Regions from separate parts of the Homo sapiens genome. Here region 2 is linked to region 1. Evidence: read pairs that join two places in POLR2A ChIA-PET (ENCODE). Cell type or tissue: Panc1. All regions are shown on one strand. Each heading gives the region's core, and the rest is flanking DNA. Links, peaks and the distances in the headings are about the cores only.

Region 1 (11,215 bases), core at 2,134-10,133:
AATGTTTTTTTCCCCATTACAGGCCTAATTTACTTCTTTATTCAGCTCTCTGCCTATGGCTATTTCATTGTTCTACTGGTGTGTAAGCAAAAGTAAGAACTGAAATTAATTCAGTATCTTGAATATTTATTGTAATCTCTTCCTGCTTTGAGTAGAGGATGGCAGCTTTTAGTATCTGCTATCTTACTTTGCCACCATAAACATAGAATAGTATGTAAAGATGATCTTACTCTGTTGCCACCATTGATTTCCAGGTTTGACTTAGCTGATCTGGTTGGCTGAATGGGTATATCCTTCCTTTGGAAAGGGACCACGTGCATACATGAAAGCAAGTAGCTAAAATACAGAATGAAATAAAAGCTGTAATAGAAGTACAAGCAACATGCCGTGGGTGCACAGAGGAAGGAACAATTAATTTTGACTGAATGGCTGTAGGAGGGATGGCATTTTAAGGAAGGTAGTGTTTCAGTAAGGCCTGGAAGAATGAATAACTTATCCTTAGAAAAGAAAGGGAAGGTAATCTGGCTGTCAAGTTTCTCATCTGCTGAAACGGTGGTACCAGAGTGTCTAGGCTAAAGTAGATGAACTTAAATATAGGTATAGGACATTCAGGATAAATGGCAGCATGCAGTTGTCTGATTTTAGCCATCTTAAATTGGAATTACAGGAGTGAACACAGTTTTGTTACAGTTACGCCTTAGGTGACTATCTGGTAATTTGAAATTTGAGACTTCAGTTTTTAAAATTAAGCAGTTTATTTCAAATACTCAGATTTTTGGATATAGGAAGAAATTTAAGGATTATCTATACTAACACACTCTAGTAGGTAAAGAAACTAAGACCTAGTTAGATGATTTATTTGAGCTTACGTATCTAAATGACTGAGTTGGGGCTAAAATACCTTTCTCCTGGTCTTGGGTATTTTTGAAGAATTATCCAGTGTATCCTTTATTGTAAGAAGATTTTCTCCAAGTATACATCCATATGAATTGCTTGCTGTAGTAGCAATTTTTAAATTTGAGATATAACATGCATATAGTAAAATGTACAGATGTTAATTGTATAGCATGGTGAGTTTTTTATGTGTACAAACTCTTACAATTAACACTCAGATCAAGATGTAGAACATCTCCAGCACTCCAGAAGCCTCTCCTTCATGGTTTTCACAGGTTAACTAATATCCACTTCTCCTGTCACTCCCAAGTAATTATTATTCTGATTTTTATTATCATAGATTAGTCTTTCCTGTTCTTGCACTTCATGTAAAGGGAATGACTTCTTTCGTTTATTATGGTTATGACATTCATCCATGATGTTGGTATACCTTGGTTCTTTTTATTGCTATGTAGTGTTTCATTGAATGAATGGATCATTATTTATTCTTCTGTTAATGGACATTTGAATTGTTTCTAATTTTTGACTTACAAAGAAAACCTGCTATGAATATTCTCGTGTATTTCTTTTTATGAATATATTGTTTCATTTTTAAGAGTATAATTGTTGGATGGTTGTCTTCCAAAGTGGCTGTACCATTTTACATCCCCACCAGCAATGTAGGAGGGTTTGAGTAGTTCTACATTTTTGTCAATATTGTGTATTGTCAGTCTTTTTAATTTCAGTCATTCTGGTCAGTGTGCACTGGCTTCTCCTTTTCATTTCCCAGGCAAATAATGATGGTGATCACCTTTTAATATTAATTTTTGACATATTTTAAAGTTATTCTGTCTTTGTCTTATGGATTTATAGGAATTCCTTATGTATTCTGAATATGAGACCTTTGCATGGCAAATTTCTTCTCCCAGTCTGAGGCTAGTCATTTCACTCTCTTAATAGTGTATTATAATAAATAAAAGTTTTCAATTCTAATGAACCTTAACTTATCAAGTTTGCTTTTTATGGTTTAGTTGGTTTGTTAATGTTTTGTTTAAGAAATCTTTGCCTATTACAGGATCATGAAAATATTCTCCAAAGTTTTCTTTTTGAAATTGTATTACTTTCTTTTTTACTCAAAGCTCTATGATGCATTTCAAATTATCTTATAATGAATGATGTGAGGTAAAAACCAGGAATTTTTAAAATAAAACATAGGATATTCAATTGATTTGGCCCCATTTTTTGAAAAAAAAATTGCCCTTAAACCATTGGATTATAGAACACTTTTGATATAAATCAGGTGAGTCTTACTAGAGTGTATATGCTCTTCCACTGGTCTATTTATGTACAAATACTACCCTGTCTTAATTACTGTAGCTCTATACTAAATCTTGGTATCTGGTGGTATAAGTTCCTTCAATTTTATTTCTTCTTCAACATTTTTTTTTGTGGTGGGTATACTCTATCCTTTGTGTTTCCATATACATTTAGAATCATATTTCAGTGAAAACAAAACTGTTAATATTATGATTGGGATTGCATTGAGGCTATAGATCAATGTGGGGAGAATTGGCATCTTAACAATATAGAGTCTTCTAGTCCATGAACATGGATTATCTATCCATTTACTTGGGTCTTTAAGTTCTTTCAGCAGTATTTTTTGGTTTACAATGTAGAGGTTTCGCATATCATTTGTTAGCGTTATGGCTAGCTATTTTAATGTTTTGAAAGTGCTATTGTAAATGGTATTCGTTATTTAAATTTCATTTTGAATTGTTTAATACATAGAATTACAGTTGTATTTTTATCTTATAAGCAGCAACCCGCTAAATTTGCTTATTTTTAATATTTAATATTTTATAGATTTTTTGTATTTCCTATGCAAACAACCAAATCATCTGAGAATAGTAACTATTTTACTTATTTCTTTCCAGTCTTTATAATTGTTTCTTTGTTTTCCCTTATTGCAATGGCCAAGGCTTCTAGAACAATGTTTAATTGAAATAGTCTCACTCCTAAACTTAGGGGAAAATGTTCAATATTTACCAATTATGATGTTAGTTGTAAGTTTTATAGGTAACCTTTATCAGATTAAAGAAGTTCTTATCTATTCCTAGTTTTCTTTTCTTTTTTGAAAAAAATTTTATAGAGAGAGGGCCTTGCTCTGTTGCCCAGACTGGCCTTGAACTCCTGGCTCAAATGATATTCCCACCTCGGCCTCCCAAAGTGCTGGGATTACAGGTGTGAGCCACTGCGCCCAGTCTGATAGTTTTCTAAATCATGAATAGGTGGTAAACTTTGTCAAATTTTTTGCTTTTGTTGAGATAAATCATATGGTTGTATCCTTAATTCTGTGATGTGGTGAATTACATTGATTGATTTTTAAATGTTAAACCAACTTTATACTCCTAGGATAAACGTTACTTTGTCATAATGTATTGTCCCTTTTATGTACCATTAGATTCAATTTGTTAATATTCTCTTTAGAATTTTTACATCTATTCATGAAAGATATTGGCCTGTAATAGTCCTTTATTATAATATTTTTGTCAGATTTTGTTATCAATGTTTGTTAGCCTTGTAAAAAGAATTGGGAAGTCTCTCTCTGTTTTATTTCAAAGTGTTTGTGATAGATTGATACGTTTCATGTGTACTTGAATTGGGAAGTCTCTCTCTTTTTTATTCTCTGAAAGCATTTGTGATTGATAGATTCATACACTTCATGTGTACTTGAATGTTGATTCTGCAGTCTTTGGTGTTAATGTTCTTTGTCAGTAAGGTCATATTGGTTAATCAAGTTGTTCAAATCTTCAAATGACTGATTTCTTTTTTCCTGTTCTCTCAGTTTTGAGAGTAGTGTCTTAAAATTATAAACTATGACTGTAGTTTTGTTGACTTTTAGTTCTTTCAGTTTTCCCCTCATGTAGTTGGAAGCTCTTACTAGGTGAATTAAAACTTGGCATTGTTATTTTACGGTTGAAATGACCTTTTTGTCATTATGAAATGACCTTCTTTATCTCTGGTAATATTTCTTGCCTTCAAGTCTACTTTTACCTTCTATTAATATAGTCACTCTTTCTTTTCATCAATACTTCCATGGTATGATTTTTTCTTCTTTTTAGTTCAGCCAATCTATATTCTTGTATTTACAGTATATCTCTTGGAAATGTCATATAGTCAGGTCATGTTTGTTTTATCTAGTTTGACAATCTTTGTGCTTTAGTTGTAATAGGTATTCTATTTACATTTAATGTGGTTACTAGTATAGTTGGGCATAAATCTTTTATCTTACTGTTTCTTTTCTATTTGTCCCATCCATACTTTGGGTGTTTAAATTTCTTTCCTGCCTGTATTATTTGTCAGGTTTTCTAAACTCCATTTTGGCTCATTAGCTTTTCAGTTATACATTCTTCTGTGGTTATTTTTTAGTTATCTTAGAGATTTTAATAAATCTTGATTTTTTTTAGTGTATCTTAATGTTTTACCACTTCCCAAACAATGCAAAACTTAGGACAGTTTAACTTTGTTTATTCCCTCCTGCCCTTTGTGCTATTTTTTTCATATTTTATTTCAATATATGATACAAACCACATAATTTTTTTGTAAACAGTTAATATTCTTTTATATTTATCCACATGTGTACCCTTTCTAATGCTCATAATTCATTTTTACAGTTCTTTGCTACCATCCAGGATAATTTTCCTTTAGCCTGAAAAAATTCCTTTAATATTTCTTGTAGTGCCAGTCTCTTTGAGGCAGATTTTCTCAGCTTTTGTCTGAAATCCCTTTATTTTGACTTCTTTTTTGAAGGAAAAACTTATTGGTACAGAATTCTGGGCTGGCATGTGTTGCTGTTTTGAGACAGGGTCTCGCTCTGTTACTGAGGCTGGAGTGCAGTGGTGTGATCATAGCTCACTGCAGCCTCTAACTCCTAGGCTCGAGCGATCCTCCTACCTTATCCTCTCAAGTAGCTGGGAGTACAGGTGGCACCACTGTGCTCAGCTAAATTTTTTGTTTTAGGTTTTGTAGAGATGGGGTCTCACTATGTTGACCAGGCTGGTCTCAAACTCCTGGCCTCAAGCTATCTTCCTGCCTCAGCCTCCCAAAGTGTTGGGATTACAGGTGTGAGCCACCATGTCCAGCCTGAATCTTTTATTCTTATAGCACTTCAGATATGTAATTCCTTTGTTTTTCCTTATTGTTGCTCCTTTAAGGAGTGTGCGTTTTTTTGGCTGCATTTAAGATTTTTATTTTTGTCTTTAGTTCATTAATAGTTTGTATGGTGCCTAGGCATGGGTTTCTTTGCATTTATCATGTTTGGGGTTTGCTGGGTTAATGGTTTTTTTTTTATCAGCCTTGGAAAAATTTGTATTTTATATCTTTATATTTTGCTTCTACCCCAATCTCTCTCTCCTCTAAACTGTGTTAGGCGTTTTGACTGTCCCACATGTCTCATGTGGTTATTCTGTCTTTTCTCTCTGTGGTTCAATTTTGTATTTTTTGTTGAGCTATTTTTTAAACTTACAATTTCTCTCCTCTTCTGTGCCAGGTTGAATAACCTATCCAATAAGTTTTAATAGCTTATTTTCTCAGCTCTAGGAAGTTTTATTATTTTTAAATAGGTTTCCTTTTTTGTTGATTATCTCCATCCTTTTATAAATTTTATTCATTTTTTTTCCTTCCCTTTCATTAGCCTATGGATAATGGCTATTTTAAAGCCATTGTCTCCTAACTCCACTATCAGTGTCATCTCTAGCTTTGCTTTTAGTCTTGATTACAGGTCATTTTTTCTTGTTTTTTTTTTTTCACATATATTGTATGTGAAAAACATACAATATATGTTTTGAAATACAATATATGAAATTAATAAATTTCACATTTATTATATGCTGAAACTTGTAATAATTTATGTAGAGGCTGAAGGTGATATCTTCCACCAGAGATGATTCCCCTTTTTAGTTGTTAGGCCAATTTAATTAGAGTTTTATTAGGGTCAGTCTGCATTGCAGTTTTAGTAAGATTTAGTCTATCTCTGGTTTGTCTCCATTGACATACTCAGATTTTTGATTGAAAGACTGTCAGATTTCTTCTCCACAGCCCTGAAAGACTGCAGGAGATCTAATTCTGTTCTTTAGAGGTTTTGAGATTAGCCCGGTAATCTCTTGGTTTATTTACAGTGCTTTAAATTCATGCAAATGTGGGAGGTCTGTCATGTGTTTTTTGCGGTTTGTCCCCTGTTTCTAGGAAGGCTTTTTTTCTGGTAAGCACTGTAATACTGAGGGAGATTTCACTCTGCCCTTCTAGCACGTCTCCCAGCCTCCTTCATTACTTAGAATTCAGCAAATGTTCCTTTCAACCTTGCATTTGGGGCTTTCTAGTTTTCAGACTACTGCATGAAAAAGCTCAGCTGCTTTCTACTTTCTTTTTTTTTTTTTTTTTTTTTTGAGACAGAGTTTCGCTCTTGTTGCCCAGGCTGGAGTGCAATGGCGTGATCTCGGCTCACTGCAACCTCCGCCTCCCGGGTTCAAGCGATTCTCCTGCCTCAGGTTCCTGAGTAGCTGGGATTACAGCCATGTGCCACTATGGCTGGCTAATTTTGTATTTTTGGTAGAGACGGGTGTTGGTCAGGCTTCGTGTTGGTCAGGCTGGTTTCGAACTCCTGACCTCAGGTGATCTGCTCACCTCGGCCTCCCAAAGTGCTGGGATTACAGGTGTGAGCCACCACGCCCAGCCTGCTTTCTACTTTCACCAGTGGAGTCTTTCTGTCTGGGCCAATCTCAGTTCTCAGTCTCTGTCCAGAATTTTCAAATGCTCCCAGGAAATAAAATAGGAGATGGTTATCTGCACACCTAGGAAGGGCTCTTCTCTTTCTAGAATTTCAGTTCATCTACTTCTTGTTCTTTCATAAGCACTCTGGTGTCTTAAAAATTGGATTGAAATTCATCTTTTTCTAGTTGTTGAAGCATTAAAATAACTGCTGTCCTTAAAGTTTGAAACAGCAAAATCTATTTGTTTTTCTGATTATAAAAGTAATACACAATGTATTGTGTACTTCTGCTAAGTTATGCTGCATAACAAATGACCTCTATTTCAGCAGCTCACAACAACAATTGCTTATTTTTGCTCTTGCTTCATGTTGGCTGAAGGTTGGCAGTGGCTCTGCTCGTGCTCCACATATCTTCTAATTCTGAGATCCAGGCTAGAGAACAACTTCTATTTGGGCCATGCTGTTCTTGTAACAGAGGGAAAAAAGAAAATGATTTGGCAGGAATACACAGTGGCTCTTAAAACTTCTGCTTGGATGTTTGTTTATATACCATTGGCCAAAGCAAACCAGTGGCCAAGGCCAAAGTCAGTGGAGCAGGGATGTTACTCTTATGGGAGTGCTGTCAGTTACATAGGAACAGGTGTGGATGATGCTCCTTTTGAAGGAAAGTGGAGTGAATAATTACAAATTGTGATAGAATCCACCACACATGCTAATTGAAAATAAATTAAATAGAGATGTATAATGTTTATAGTAGAATTCTTCCTTCTGTCTTCCGTGATAATCAGTGATGATACTTTGGTGTATGTTCAGGACTGAAACCTTCTTATTGTGCTAACTTGATGGTTTCTTTAAAAATAATAGTCTTGACATAAATTATGAATAAGACTTGTTTTTTTAGCCATATACTCAGAAGAACACTAGAGTTCTCCAACTGGCTACGCTTAGTTCTTGCTTTGCCAGGTAGTCCCACGCTTACTATAATGTTCAATTTAGAGTTCTAAGTATAAAATATTTTTACTTATTTATTTATTTTTGTGACAGAGTCTTGCACTGTTGTCCAGGCTGGAGTGCAGTGGTGTGATCTCGGCTCACTGCAGCCTCCACTTCCTGGGTTCAAGTGATCCTCACGCCTCAACCTCCTGAGTAGCTGGGATTACAGGTGTGAGCCATGGTGCCTGGCTAATTTTTTTTTCTTTTTTTCCTTTTCTGAGACGGAGTCTCCCACTGTCACCCAGGGTGGAGTGCAGTGGCACGATCTTGGCTCACTGCAACCTCTGCCTCCCGGGTTCAAGTGATTCTCGTGCCTCAGCCTCCTGAGTAGCTGGAATTACAGGTGTGAGCCATCAAGCCTGGCTAATTTTTGTAATTTTAATAGATACAGGGTTTCTCCATGTTGGTCAGGCTGGTCTTGAATTCCTGGCTTCAAGCGATCCACCCACCTTGGCCTCCCAAAGTCCTGGGATTGCAGGTGTGAGCCGCTGCACCCAGCCTGAAATATCTTTAACACAAGTTTGGGTCTGATCCATGGCATGTTAGTGTCATCACTTTTTCATTCTCTGAGAGAAAGATAAGAAAAATGGAATTCTAAGATTTTGTAAAGGATATGTGTTTTTAAGGGAGAAGGTACTAGAAATAATAAAAGTCAAGAACCAAAAGTTCTTAGGTCAATTATTTTGACCTAAATATATTTCACAATAGAGGTTCAAGTGGGTTAACTAGACTCCCTGTTAGAACAAAAATACCTATGAAGAAGGTTAAGTTTATATAGTCATTTATTTGTATAAATATTTTTCTATTCAGAGCAATTCTTAGTGGTTCAGATTTTTATGAAGGAGATCGATCTGCAGAGAAATGTGAAAGTGATTTTGTACAAATGGTGGGATATGGCAAGATTCAGTATCATTTGGAAGTTTGGACACTGACAGGCTCTGAGCATTGGACACTGAGGGAGAGGGAGGTACACGAGGCCTGGTAAAATAGTTTAACTTTTAGTTTTGCATTAGGTTCATCCTTTTGGAGGTTAGTATGCCGATGAAAAACAAATTCACAGAGCAGCTTGGTGCTGTCAGTACCATGGACAGAATGATGTGAATGAGACACATCTGGATTTAGATTCTGTTCCATTTGTGTCATTCATATGCTTTGTGATTTGGGCAACTTAATTAAGTCTTGTTTATGACACAGATGATAATTAACGTATTGATCTTAGCATCTTTTAAGTGTTCCTTTGTTCCTTGAGTCATCACTTTCTCTTCTGTCCAACTTAAATTTTATAGTATTTTGTTATCTATGATTTGCATTCTCAACTTCCTTGCATATACCCTCAGCTTTCTTGTCTCACTCTCACTTAAGTCCAGCTTAAATCCAGCCATTTTTAAACTTTAAGTTAGTATCTGTTAGTGTCTAAATTAGCAGCTATATACGTCGAGAGGAAAATGCAGAATCATGCTGACTAGTTTTACTTAAATTCATGGTCACAAATATCAAGTATCAAGTGAGTCCTTAATACTACCTGGCATTCATATTGTATTTTCCTAGATTGTTTATTCTTCTATTTTCTTAGATGACTTATTTAATGTTTTCTCTCATCAGACCTTCCAACATCTCATCCTCAATCTCTCAGCTGATGATTTTGGTTCCTACCTCACTGAGAAAATTGAAGCCATCAGAACAGAACTTGCATAGACTCCTTTTACTCTGTCTACCCATCTACCACCATCTCCATCCATATAACCTATCTTTCTACCCATTATTCTTTACTTTTCTATAACCAATCCCTTCGTTTGTGCATTAGAATCTATTTCCTAATGGCTTCTTAGGGACATTGCTCCAGCAGTTCTCCACTCTCACTCCTATGTCATAAAGTTTTTTCATACTGCATCACTACCACATGAAGACAAACCTACTGCTACCTCTGTCTTTAAACCTTCTTTTGTTTGACACTACTTCCCTTACCAGATAACAGTTATTTGCTTTCCAATTGCAGCAAACTCCTTGAAAGGATTATCTGTGCTCAATGACTCTAATTTCTTTCTTCCTGTTTCCTTTTAAATCCAGTATAATTAGGCTTCTGCCATTATCACTTTTGTTAGTCCATTCTCGCATTGCTATAAAGAAATGCCTGCGACTAGGTAATTTATAAAGAAAAGAGGTTTAATTGGCTCACGATTCTGCAGGCCATACAGGAAGCATAGTGACTGAGGCCTCAGGAAACTTACAATCAGGGCGGAAGGCAAAAGGAAAAAAGGCACATTTTACATGGCCAGAGCTGGAGGAAGAGAGAGAGAGTGGGGGGAGATGGTACACACTTTTAAACAACCAGATCTCCTTACAACTCTGTCAGTATACAGTACCAAGGGGGGTTGGTGCTAAAATTAATTCATGAGAACTATACCCCTGTGATCCAATCACCCCCTACCAGGCCCCACCCCCAGCATTGGGGATTACATTTCAACATGAGATTTGGATGGGGACACAGATCCAAACCATATCATCACTGAATTGAAACTACTCTTGATAAGGTCACCAATGATCTTCATATTGCTAAATCTCAAGTTAATTTCTCAATAGTCATCATTTCTCTTGACTTAGCAACATTTGATTTAGTTGATCATTCCTTCTTATACATACTTTTTTTTCACATGACTTCTGGGATGTTATACTTTAAAAAAATCTTCTGCACTCACTTTCTTGATGATCGTGACTGTAAATACCAAGTATGTGCTTACAACTCCTAAATTTATGTACCTGTTTAAGAAACTATTCCTGAATTGTACACATATATACACCTATGTCTGTATCTACTTGACATTACTATTTGGGTGTCTTAGTGACTTAATTAATATATTCCAAATACTGATTCCCTGCCTAACACTTGCTCTTCCTAGAGTATTTGTCAGTTAGTAAATGTCTACTCTTTTTCTAGTTGGGGCTATCCTTGAGACTTCTCTTGCTTTCTCCCACAGCCAACTTATCATCAAAATGACGATCAAACCATGAAAACATATCCCAGATGTGTCAATTCCCCACCACTTTCACTGCCATTACCCTGGTTCAAACCACCATTATCTCTCACCTGGATTACTATAGTAACCTCCTATCTTGTCTCTCAGTTACCCTTTTACACATCCTTTTGCAGTCTTTTCCAAACAGCCTGAGTGATCCCTTCAAAAAGTAAGTGAAATATTTTACTACTTTGCTGAGGACTCTCCAGTGGCTCTTCATTTCACTCAGTTTAAAAGCCACTGGCCTAAAAGGGCGTATAGGATCTGACCACCTGTTAGTTTTTTCTGTGTTACCTTTCTACTTTTATTCTTTTCTTTAGTCTTTCCACTTCTATTCTTTTCTTTAGTCTCTCCACTTCAGCCACACTGACCTCATTGCTGTTCCTGGTACATGCAGATGGGCTTTCACCTTAGGATTTGTGCACTGATGATTCTCTCTGCCTAGAATACTCTTTCCTCAGGAGTCACATGACCAAATTCCCTCAAATGTCACCTTCTCAAACGACTGTAATTAAAATTACAGCCTCTTCTCCTTTTCACATACACCCTTCCCCTATATACTCCTAAT
Region 2 (11,215 bases), core at 1,801-9,800, 66 kb after region 1:
GTGAATTATTTTAGGGTTTTTATTGGTTGTTTTTGTTTTTGCCTTCCTGATATAAAAATTATATTGCTTGCAAATAAAGATTACTTTCCTTCTTTTTCTTCCATTTTTGGCCTCTAATGTTTTCTTTACTTGTGTTGTTTAAGATATTAAATAATAGAAGAGATAGTGGACATCCTTGTCTTATTCCTTATTTTAATGAGAAAGTACCTAACATTTCCAATTTAGTAAGTTGCTGGCTAATTGGGAAGTACAGACACATGTGTATATCTATATATCTGTATATCTATATCTATATCTATATGTATTCAGGCTAAAAAATACCTCTTAATTTCTATGTAAACGTTAAAATTTTTATTTTGGTAATTATGTATGATGTTGAATTATGTCACTTGAATTTTTAGCAGTTATGAAAATGAACATATAATCTTCTGTTAATATAATGGATTTTATTAATGCATTTTTAATATTAGAAACCTTTGAATTTCTGGCATGTACCCCTCTTTCAAATGTTTTTTAGTGTTTTGGATTCTTTTGCATATTATCTCATTTAAAGTTTTTGCATCATTATTCTTCAGTGTGTTTGATTTGTACAGTTTTCTGTGCAGTTTTGTGAAGTTTTGGGGCCAATGTTATATATCTGTTATATAAAAATAATTTGGAAATTTTCTTCCTTTTTAAAACCTAGTCCTTATTTTTATTTTATTCAGGCACTGTTTTAACAGATGATCAAGTACCTACCATGTGCTATTAACAATAAAATTGTAATGGTAGTTAATAGTTCCTTAGCTCTTAACTATATATTTGTCAGTATTCTAAGTACAGTTGATTCTCACTGCTTGAAGTAGATTTGTTCTGTGACGTAGCAGTGAATAATAAATTAGCTCTTACTGGAATTACAATGTTAGGTTCCTGTAAGCCTCTGGTCACAACATTTTTGTTCACCTATCAATACGTAACTTTTAAAAAATGTGTATTTCTGTTTAAAGACAACTTATTTAAAATATGTATTGTTGATTCATTAATATTGAACTCATGTCCCACAGCAGTATGACTCATGCCTGAAGGAAGCTTTTGTAACACACATATTTTCTCCTTAAGGCATATCACAGGCGTCTTGTGCTTAGGAACACTAGATAGCACTTGGGCATTCTAAATAGCCAAATCATCAACAAAAAGCACAAAAATGAGAACATTGTTGCACTTAATAGACTGTGAAAAGAATAATCCTTTATAGTATGAGAGCAGAAACAAAGCAGAGCATTTGTTCAGTTTCAGCTGATAGGATGCAAATCAGGTGACTCAAAATTCTCCTCCTCCTGCACATTTCCACAAATTATTGCCAAAGTGCTACGAATATTGATGTTGGGATACAAATAAATTTTATTGAGTAGACAAATTCATAAATGCGGAATCTGTGGATGAGGATTGATCGTATTTCTTTGTATTTAATATGTGTTCATTTATTGGTCATAGCAATCCTATGAGGTAGGTATTATAACACATACTATACAATAAAGAGGTTAAGTTCCTTGTACAGTGTTGAACAATCAATGAGTGTTTGAGGACACCACCAAAGTAGTATAACTGATACCAAGACATGTTGTTTACCCTTAGGAGCTATTTCTATCTAAAAGCGTTAAAGGTGTTTTGCTCAAATAACTAAATTTAAGGTAGTTTGAAATAAGTAGCATAAGTGTAGTGCTACCAAGATGTAGTGGATATTCAGAGGGAAGATTATTTTGGAGACCACGGAAAGGCTTTAGGTGATGGTTTCTAAATGGAGGCTTTTAGAATCAATAAGATTTCATCAAGTTGGCTTATGAGGATGTAGGAGATGAACTATTTCAGAAGGTACTCATTTTTTACATCAAATACGTTCAATGATTCTAGTCTTTTGGGAATAGGAAAGTGATGGTGAAGGGGCAACCTCTTTAGTTTTCAGTTTTCGGGATTCATATACTCACTCTATGACCATTTTTTCCAGTACTATTTAAAAATTTATTCTGCCTTTGTAATACTGGGAACTAAAGCATAGCACCATTAATTGGAAGTCTTAAAGATGAACAAGGCAATGTTTTAATGTAAATGTATGATTTTCTTATTATGGAAGAAGAAAAACCAATAATAGATTGACATTTGTGCAATAGGACTGCAAATAGTGGGTGTTTTGTGGGAGAAAAAATTGTTTCCCAATTTTTTGGGAAAAATTCAAGTAAATATTAAAAATTGCTGAAATACAAAGATTTTCCCCCATATACAATACTTTTGTAATATACTCATCATGTTTTTCAATGCATCTCATTAGCCATACCTCTTAACTGCATTGTAAAAACCAAAAAATTAAGAGGGAATATTTTAAACCAAATATTCTAACTTCAATAGGCATCATAGTGATTATCATTTCAGATTTGGTGTCCTTGTAACTGGGCTGATTTATCATAGGTGGTGGATGTGTAAACTTACCTGTGTATGATCTTGTTGAGGGCAAGAATTGTGGCTTTTCATTTTTTGCGTTTCTGATAACCAGCAAAGTTCCTATCACATAGAAAGCCCTCAGGAAATGTTACTGCCTACCTAAATGAATACTCCAAAACCCTTTATGACTAATAATTTCTATGTAAATATTGTAGATTGTGTTGATCAGTGTTCTTCCATTCTATGTATTAATGTTTTATTTTCAGTGCAACACTGTGAGAGTGATCAAAGTGCAAAAATCCTGTCCTTATATTTAGCTTTATAATCAGAAAACACCATACTAATCCATAATTTTTTTTCACACCATTGGCCTGCTTTTCTTTTTATTGTTAGTTTTGTTTTTATTGTCAGAGAATGTTAGGTAATTTCCCAGCATAACTTTCTCAAGAATATATTTCCTCATTACTGCAGTGAATAACTCAGTGATGTGAAATTAGAAGATAACCTATTCTGTTTCAGCACCAGTGCTTTGACACATATAACTTGAAATGTGAATACGAATTTTGTTTTTTCATGTTAAAGGATTCAATTTTTCATCAGTTACTTAGATCTTCATAAAATCTGAAGTTAGGAAGGAACTTTACTAATTATTAAGTCCTATTCCATTTTAATGCCTGCAATAGTAAATGTTTATTTATGATAAAACTCTGATTAGGTAGTAGGGAAAATTCAAGGTCAAAAGTACAAATTTCTACCAAACTAAAGAAAGAATATGTTAATATGACTTGCAAGCTTGGATTCATATATATTAAGGAGGGGGGTGGAAGATGACAGTTTTAAGAATCACATAGTGTTCAACAAAAAGCCAATAAAAAGTCCTCTCTGTGCCAAGAGTTATTGAACATTTTGAAATAAGAGTTATAAATTAATTCATATATTTCAATATTATCAACATTTGCTCTTGGTCAAGTTCCCCTCCTCTCCCAAGAAGAGATTGTTTTTTGATCCAGTGTTCAATTTTGGTTCTCTCCGTTAAACATATCAAGCTTACAAGACTAAGATAGGTGTCACTGAGAATGTATTTTATTAAAAACAATTGAAAAAATTGTATTCTTAAACATGGGATCATATTTGGAGTCTTGGTGTCTATGAAATCCTCCTGGTACAAAATTTATATATGGATAAAAACTAAAACAGTAGGATTTTGAAATCTTTTAACTTTTAGATTACAAAAAGAATATGGGAAATACAGAAACACACAAGAAGCAAGTTTTAAAATCCCTGTAATCCCTCTATCCAGAAATAGTAATATTTTGATGTATACATTTTCAGGGTTTTTTTGTGTGTGTGTGGTGTATGCACACACATCTATACTATTTTACAAACTTTGAATCATACCGTACGAACACTTTTGTTCCTTGCTTTTTTCAACTTTGTGAACATTTTCCTATGCCACCAAAAATTTAGTTCAAAGTCATTTAAAATGGTTATATAATTTTCCACTGAATGCCTGTATCATAAGTGATCTTCAGCAGTAGGACATTAGATATATAGATATATCCAGTTTTCAATTATGAACTGTTATGCTAAGTATTTTTATGTAGCTTTTTATACACAATTCCTATTTTTGTATGGTGAAGGGAATGGGATTTTAATTCTTATATTGAATGTACCTTGCAACTATACTTCTGTTTTATCTTAGATATTATCAAATGATATATTTAAATATTTATCTTGGTAAATAAATACTTGATAAGTTAGGTCACTTTTGTCACAAACAAAATTTTTAATTTTTTATTCTATTTCTACATAGGTCAGTTGTAGTTGTAATGAAGGAATCATAATTCCTCAAATCTAAAAATTAGAAAGATGGAAACTGATATTTCTTCACATTTAATAGTTTGATTATACATCTTATGATTAATGTTAGTATTATCTGAGACAAATATTTCACTGTCCTTTATGTAAAGTTCTTTATGTACATTGTCCACTATGACAAAATATGTCTCTTAATTTAGGTCTTGGGGAATGAACACTTGTTTTTAATATTAGCCTATCAGAGTAAGCACTTTAATTGGATTAGCTCATTTAATTCTCATAACATTGCATGAACTATAGGTAGCATTTTATCCTATTTTATACATGAGGAATTCTGACTCATAGAGTCCTCATGTGTCATAGAGTCCTTTGTAGAGCTGCAAAGTATAGGCAGTAATATAGGTGGTAGTATCATGATTGATTTGTAGGAACTCTGTTACTGGCACCTGCATTTGTAAACATCTACAGCAGGAATGTATGCCATTTAATGCTTTTGTTTTTTTTCTTCTACTCTAATTGAAGATTATTTTCCAAAGTTATTCTCTTAACAAAAATTGAAAAATATACTATATAGAATATGTATATAGATATTTGTATGCATATGTATGTGTACGCATTCGGGTATGAATAGAAATCCACAAACCTAACTGAATAGTTGCTTTGCAGACACTTGGTTATGAAACACTATCCACTGACCGAAATATTTTTTCTGGCTATAATTTTGGAGTATAATTAAAATATAAACTTGTAAGTTCCTCTTTTTAAAAAGATACTTTAGAAAAACAGATTTTACTCTTTTCATTAGAAAAATATTCCAATATGTAACAGTATATATACTCAGAAATGCATATGTCTGATTTAAAATGATTTATTCTTTAGTTTTAAGCCTATGTATATATTTTAAAAATAATTTCTTATTTTAGGTTCGGGGGTACATGTACAGATTTGTTACATGGGTATATTGCATGATGCTGAGGTTTGGGATATAGATGATCCTGTCACCCAGGTACTGAGCATAATATCTGATAGGTAGTTTTTCAGCCCATTTCCCCCTCCCTCCCCCCTCCCTCCTTTAGACAACTCTAAATGTCTATTGTTCTCATCTTTCTGTCCATATGTATTCCGTTATTTAGGTCACGCTTACAAGTGAGAACATACAGTATTTGGTTTTCTGTTCCTGTGTTAATTAGGATAATGGCCTCCAGCCACATCCATGTTGCTGCAAAGGACACATTTCAGTCTTTTTATGGCTGCGTAGTATTCCATGGTGTATATGTGCCACATTTGCTTTATCGACTCTACCATCGATGGGCACCTAGGTTGATTCCATATCTTTGCGATCGTGAATAGTGATGCAGTGAACATATCGGTGCATATGTCTTTTTTTAGGATAATTTATTTGCCTTTGGGTATATACCCAGTAATGGGATGGCTGGGTCAAACAGTAGTCCTGTTGTAAGTTTTTGAGACATCTCTCAACTGCTTTCCACAGTGGCTGAACTAACTTGCATTCCCACCAAGAGTGTATATGTGTTCCCTTTTCTCCCCAGGCTTGTCAGCATTTATTATTTTTTGACTTTTTAATAATCACCATTCTGACTGGTGTAAGATGGTATATTGTTGTAGTTTTGATTTGCATTTCTCTGATGATTAGTGATGATGAACATTTTTCATTTATTTCTTGGCCACTTACAATGTCTTCTTTTGATAAGTGTCTATATCCTTTGCCGATTTTTTTTTTTTTTTTTTTTGAGACGGAGTCTCACTCTGTCGCCCAGACTGGAGTGCAGTGGCAGGATCTCAGCTTACTGCAATCTCTGCCCCCCAGGTTAACACCATTTTCCTGCCTCAGCCTCCCGAGTAGCTGGGAGTATAGGTGCCTGCCACCAAGCCCGGCTAATTTTTTCTATTTTGTTTAGTAGAGACGGGGTTTCACTGTGTTAGCCAGGATGGTCTCGATCTCCTGACCTCTTGATCTGCCCGCCTCGGCCTCCCAAAGTGCTGGGATTACAGGTGTGAGCCACCGCACCTGGCCCCATTTTTTAAAGGAGTTATTTGTTTTTTGCTTGTTGATTTAAGTTTCTTATAGATTCTGGATATTAGACCTTTGTCAGATGCATAGTTTGTGAATATTTTCTCCCATTCTCTAGGCTGTTTACTGTTGATAATTTATTTTTCTGTGCAGAGCTATTTAGTTTAATTAGGTCCCACTTGTCAATTTTCATTTTTGTTGCAATTGCTTTTGGGGACTTAGTCATAAATTCTTTGCCAAACCTGATGTCAAGAAGTGCATTTCCTAGGTTTTCTTGTAGGATTTTTGTAGTTTGAGGTCTTATCTTTACATCTTTAATCCATCTTGGGTTAATTTTTGTATGCGGTGAAAGGTAGAGACTAGCTTCATTCTTCTGCATGTGGCTAGACAGTTATCCCAGCACCATTTATTGAACAGGGAGTCCTTTCCTCATTGCTTCCTTTTGTTGACTTTGTTGAAAATCAGATGGTTATGGGTGTATGGCTTTATTTCTGGGTTCTTTGTTCTGTTCCATTGGTCTATGTGTCTGTTTTTGTACCAGTCCCGTGCTATTTTGGTTACTATAGCCTTATAGTATAGTTTGAAGTCAGGTAGTGTTCTTTTTGCTTAGTATTGCCTTGGCGATTTGGGATCTGCTTTTGTTCCATGTGAATATTAGAATAGGCTTTTCTAATTTTGCAAAAAATGATGTTGGTAGTTTGATAGAAATAGCATTGAATTTATAAATTGCTTTGACCAGTATGGCCATTTTAACAATATTGATTCTTCCAATTCATGGGCATGGAATATATTTCCATTTATTTGTCTTGTCTCTCATTTATTTCAGCAGTGTTTTGTAGTTCTTGTAGAGATCTTTCACCTCTTTGGTTAGATGTATGCATAGGTTTTTGCTATTGGAAATTGGTGTGTGTTCTTGATTTGGCTCTCAGGTAGAATGTTTTTGGTGTATAGAAGTGCTATTGATTTTTGTACATTGATTTTGTATCCTTATTTATCAGTTCCAGGAGCCTTTTGGCAGCATCTTTAATGTTTTCTAGGTATGGAATCATATCATCACTGAAGAGAGGTAATATGACTTCCTTTCCTATTTGAATGTATTTTATTTCTTTCTTTTGTCTGATTATTCTGACTAGCACTTTCAGTACTATGTTGAATAGGAGTGTTGAGAGTGGGCAGCCTTGTCTCATTCTAGTTCTCAAGGAGAATGACTCCGGCTTTTGCCCATTCAGTATGATGTTGGCTGTGGGTTTTTCATTGTGAGAATGAATAATAAGAATGAATAAGGTTTTTCATTCTTATTATTGTGAGGTATGTTCCTTCGAAGCCTTGTTTGTTGAGGGTTTTTATCATAAAGAGATGTTGGATTTTGTAGAAAGCTTTTTCTTGTCTATTGAGATGATCATATGCTTTTTGTTTTTGATTCTGTTTATGTGGTGAATCACATTTATTGATGTGCATATGTTGAACCAACCCTGCATCCAAGAATACAGCCTACTCGATCATGGTGAATTAACTTTTTAATGTGCTGCTGGATTCATTTCGCTAGTTTTTTTTTGTATTTTTGTGTTTTTTTTTGTTTTTTTAGGGTTTTGTGTTTGTGTTCATTTGGGATATTGGCCTGAAGTTTTCTTTTTTGTTGTGTCTTTGCCAGATTTTGGTATCAGGATAATTCTGGCCTTGTAGAATGAGTTAGGGAGCAGGGGGAGTCCCTCCTCCTCAATTTTTTTGAATATTTTCAGTAGGATTGGTGCCAGTTCTTATTTGTATGCCTGGTAGAATTCAGTGTGAATCCTTCTAGTCCATGGCTTTTTTTTTGTTGGTAGGTTTTTAATTACTGACTCAAATTTGGAACTTGTTATTGGTCTTTTCAGGTTTTCACTTTCTTCCTGGTTCAATCTTTGGAGGTTGTGTGTTCCCATAAATTTATTTCCTCTAGATTTCTTATTTGTGTTCATAGAGATGTTCATAATAGTCTCTGAGGATGTTTTGTATTTCTGTGGGATCAGTTGTAATGTCATCTTTGTCATTTCTGTTTGTGCTTATTTGGATCTTCCCTTTTTCTCCTTTGTTAATCTAATGAGAAGTCTGTCAATCTTTTTTATTCTTCCGATAAACCTACTCTTCTTTCCATTGATCTTTTGTATGGATTTTTGTGTCTTAATTTAATTCAGTTCTGATCTTAATTATTTCTTTTCTTTTATTAGCTTTGTGGTTTTTTTTTTTTTTCTAGTTCCTCTAGGTACAAAGTTAGATTGTTAATTTGAGATCTTTCTAATTTTTGATGAATGCATTTGGCACCGTAAACTTTCCTCTTAACATGCTGTAGTTCCATCCCAAAGATTTTGTTAATATGTGGTTCTGTTTTTGTGAATTTCGAATAGTTTTTTGGTTTCTGCCTTCATTTCATTATTTCCCCAAAACTTATTCAAGAGCAAATTCCTTCCTTTTCATGTATATGTGTAGCTTTGAGAGATCTTCTTGGTGTTGGTTTTTGTTTTTATTGCACTGTGATGTGAGAACGTGCTTAATATGATTTTGATTTTTTTGAATTTATTGAGACTTGCTTTATGACCAAAACATTTGGTTGATCTTAGAATATGTTTCTTATGCAGATGAGAGAAATGTATATTATGTGATTTTGGGTGGACTATTCTATAGATGTCTATTAGGTCCCATTGGTGGACTGTCAAGATTAAGTCTGGAATTTCTTTGTTAGTTTTCTTCCTCAGTGATCTGTCTAATCCTGTCACTGGGGAGTTGACATCTCCCAGTATTATTATGTGGCTATTGAGGTCTTTTTCTAGGTCAAAAAGGACTTGTTTTATGAATCTGGATGCTCCAATGTTGGGTGTGTATAGACTTAAGGTAGTTAAGTCTTCTTGTTGAATGGAACCCTTTGCCACTATGTAATACCCTTGTTTGCCCTTCTTAATTGTTTTCAGTTTAAAGTCTGCCTTATCTGATATTAGAATTGCAACTCCTGCTCTTTATTGTTTTCCATTTGTATGGCAGTTCTTTTTCCCTTTAATTTTGAGGCTTTCGGTATTGTTACATGTGAGATGCATCTTCTTGAAGACAGCAGACAGTTGGATCTTGTCTTTTTGTCCAGCTTGCCATCCTATGCCTTTTAAGTGGGTCTTTATTCCATTCACATTCTGGGTTGGCATTGATATGTGAAGTTTTGATACAGAAATTGTGTTTTTAGCTGGTTGTTTTGTAGAGTTGTTTGCATAGCTGCTTTATAGTGTCTATGGGCTATATGCTTAATTGTGTTTTTGTGGTATCAGATACTGTTCTTTTACTTTCATGTTTAGCACTCCCTTATGGACTTTTTATAAGGCTGGTCTAGTGGTTACAAATTCTTAGCATTTGAAGCTTACTTTGGTGGGATATGAAATTCTTCATTGGAATTTATTCTTTTTAAGGCTACTGAAAATTGGTTTCCGATCTCTTCTGGCTTGTAAGTTTCTGCTGAGTAGCCCGCTACTATCCTGATGGGGTTTCCTTTATAAGTGACCTGACTCATCTCTCTAGCTGCCTTTAAGATTTTTTCTTTAACATCGGCCTTGGTGAATCTGATGTCTGTGTGTCTTGGGGATGGTCATCTTGTATAAAACTCACAAGAGTTTTCTGTATTTCTTGAATTTGCATGTTGATATCTCTAGTGAGATTGGGGTATTTTTCATAAACTGTATCTTCAAATATGTTTTCAAAGTTGTTTTCTCTCTCAGGAATGCCAATGAATCCTAGGTTTGGTCTCTATATAATCCCATATTTTTCAGAAATTTTTTTCATTTTTAAAATATTCTTTTTTCCTTATTTTTGTCTAAGTTGAATTGAAAGAACTAAACTGGTCTTCAAGCTCTGAGCTTCTTTTCTCAGCTTAGTCTATTCTGCTGTAAATGCTTCTGATTGTACTATGAAGTTCTTGTAGTGAATTTTTCAATTTTAGAAGTTCAGTTCGGTTCTTTTTAAAAATGGCTATTTTGTCTTTCAGCTCTTGGATAGTTCTACTGGATTCCTTTGATTCCTTGAATTGGTTTCACCTTTCTCGTAAAGCCATTGAACTTCCTTGTTATCTAGATTCTGAATTGTCTGTCATTTCAGTCATTTCAATCTGGTTAAGATCTATTGCTGGGGAGCTTCTGCACTCTTTTGGAAAGAAGAGGACAGTGACTTTTTGAATTGTTAGAGTTCTTTTGCTGATTCTTTTTCATCTGAGTGGGCTGGTGTTCCTTTAACTGTGGTATAAGTTGAGTATACTCAATTGGCTTCTTTTCTAAGTGTTTTCAGAGGGCCAAGACTCTGTACAGGATTTTTATTTGTGAGTAGATTCTTTCCCTGGGTTTCACAGATGATGTATATTGGCAGAATATTTTTGGTGTTGTAATTTGGTCTGTCAACCAGTAGATGGTGCTTAAGTATAATGGCCGATAGATAGGCTTTGGCTCTGACTTGTCGCTCTTTTGTATTTCAGCAAGTTTAGAGCACCGCTGTCTTCCCTAGGAGCCATTCAGTGGCAGGAACTAGCCCTCACATTCGGAAACCCCACACAGGTTTCCCAGTTTCCTCTCTCTTCACCCTCAGTGTCTATGTTGCCTTTGAACTCTTGGTGTTTCCTCTCTGAAGATTTGTTCAAAGTATGTTTGTTTACTTGATATTTTGGTCTCTCTTGGTGGCATAGGCACTTCCTGGCTGTGTCTAGTCAGCCATCTTGTCTTCTGTGCCCTCTCAAATCCTTCTTCAAGCCAGTATTTTTGTTATTGCCATTGAAATAGACAATAATTGTCCTAATGTTAAGGAAAAATTTATTCAGTGATACTTGTTAAAGTACATTAAGGAAGACTTTATTTAGGGTCATTGCGATAGATGTAAGGACCACTGACATGGGATTTTACAGTGAGGGAGAGAGACTCACAATACAACATGGGCAAGTGGGAATTTATAGCC

The links. ChIA-PET counts read pairs that join two places held together with the same protein. Peaks named below come from ENCODE experiments on the same cell type or tissue, not always from the same donor. Only the 100,000 strongest peaks of a DNase experiment are listed, where the experiment ranks them.
Region 2: POLR2A ChIA-PET joins it to region 1 with 10 read pairs; 3 of 35 experiments call an interaction of 5 or more read pairs at or near these places.

Annotation. Positions count from the first base shown.
Region 1 is chr14:66,533,115-66,544,329 of GRCh38, forward strand. The region is part of intron 1 of GPHN (gephyrin); the gene reads left to right. Among named protein-coding and RNA genes, the nearest start is that of GPHN, 31 kb to the left of the region's middle. In Panc1, for the core only: no CTCF peak of the experiment used is centred there; a DNase peak (open chromatin) is centred at 7,025.
Region 2 is chr14:66,599,564-66,610,778 of GRCh38, forward strand. All of the region lies in intron 1 of GPHN (gephyrin), which reads left to right. Among named protein-coding and RNA genes, the nearest start is that of GPHN, 97 kb to the left of the region's middle. RefSeq lists an enhancer at 10,639-10,708. In Panc1, for the core only: no CTCF peak of the experiment used is centred there; no DNase peak of the experiment used is centred there.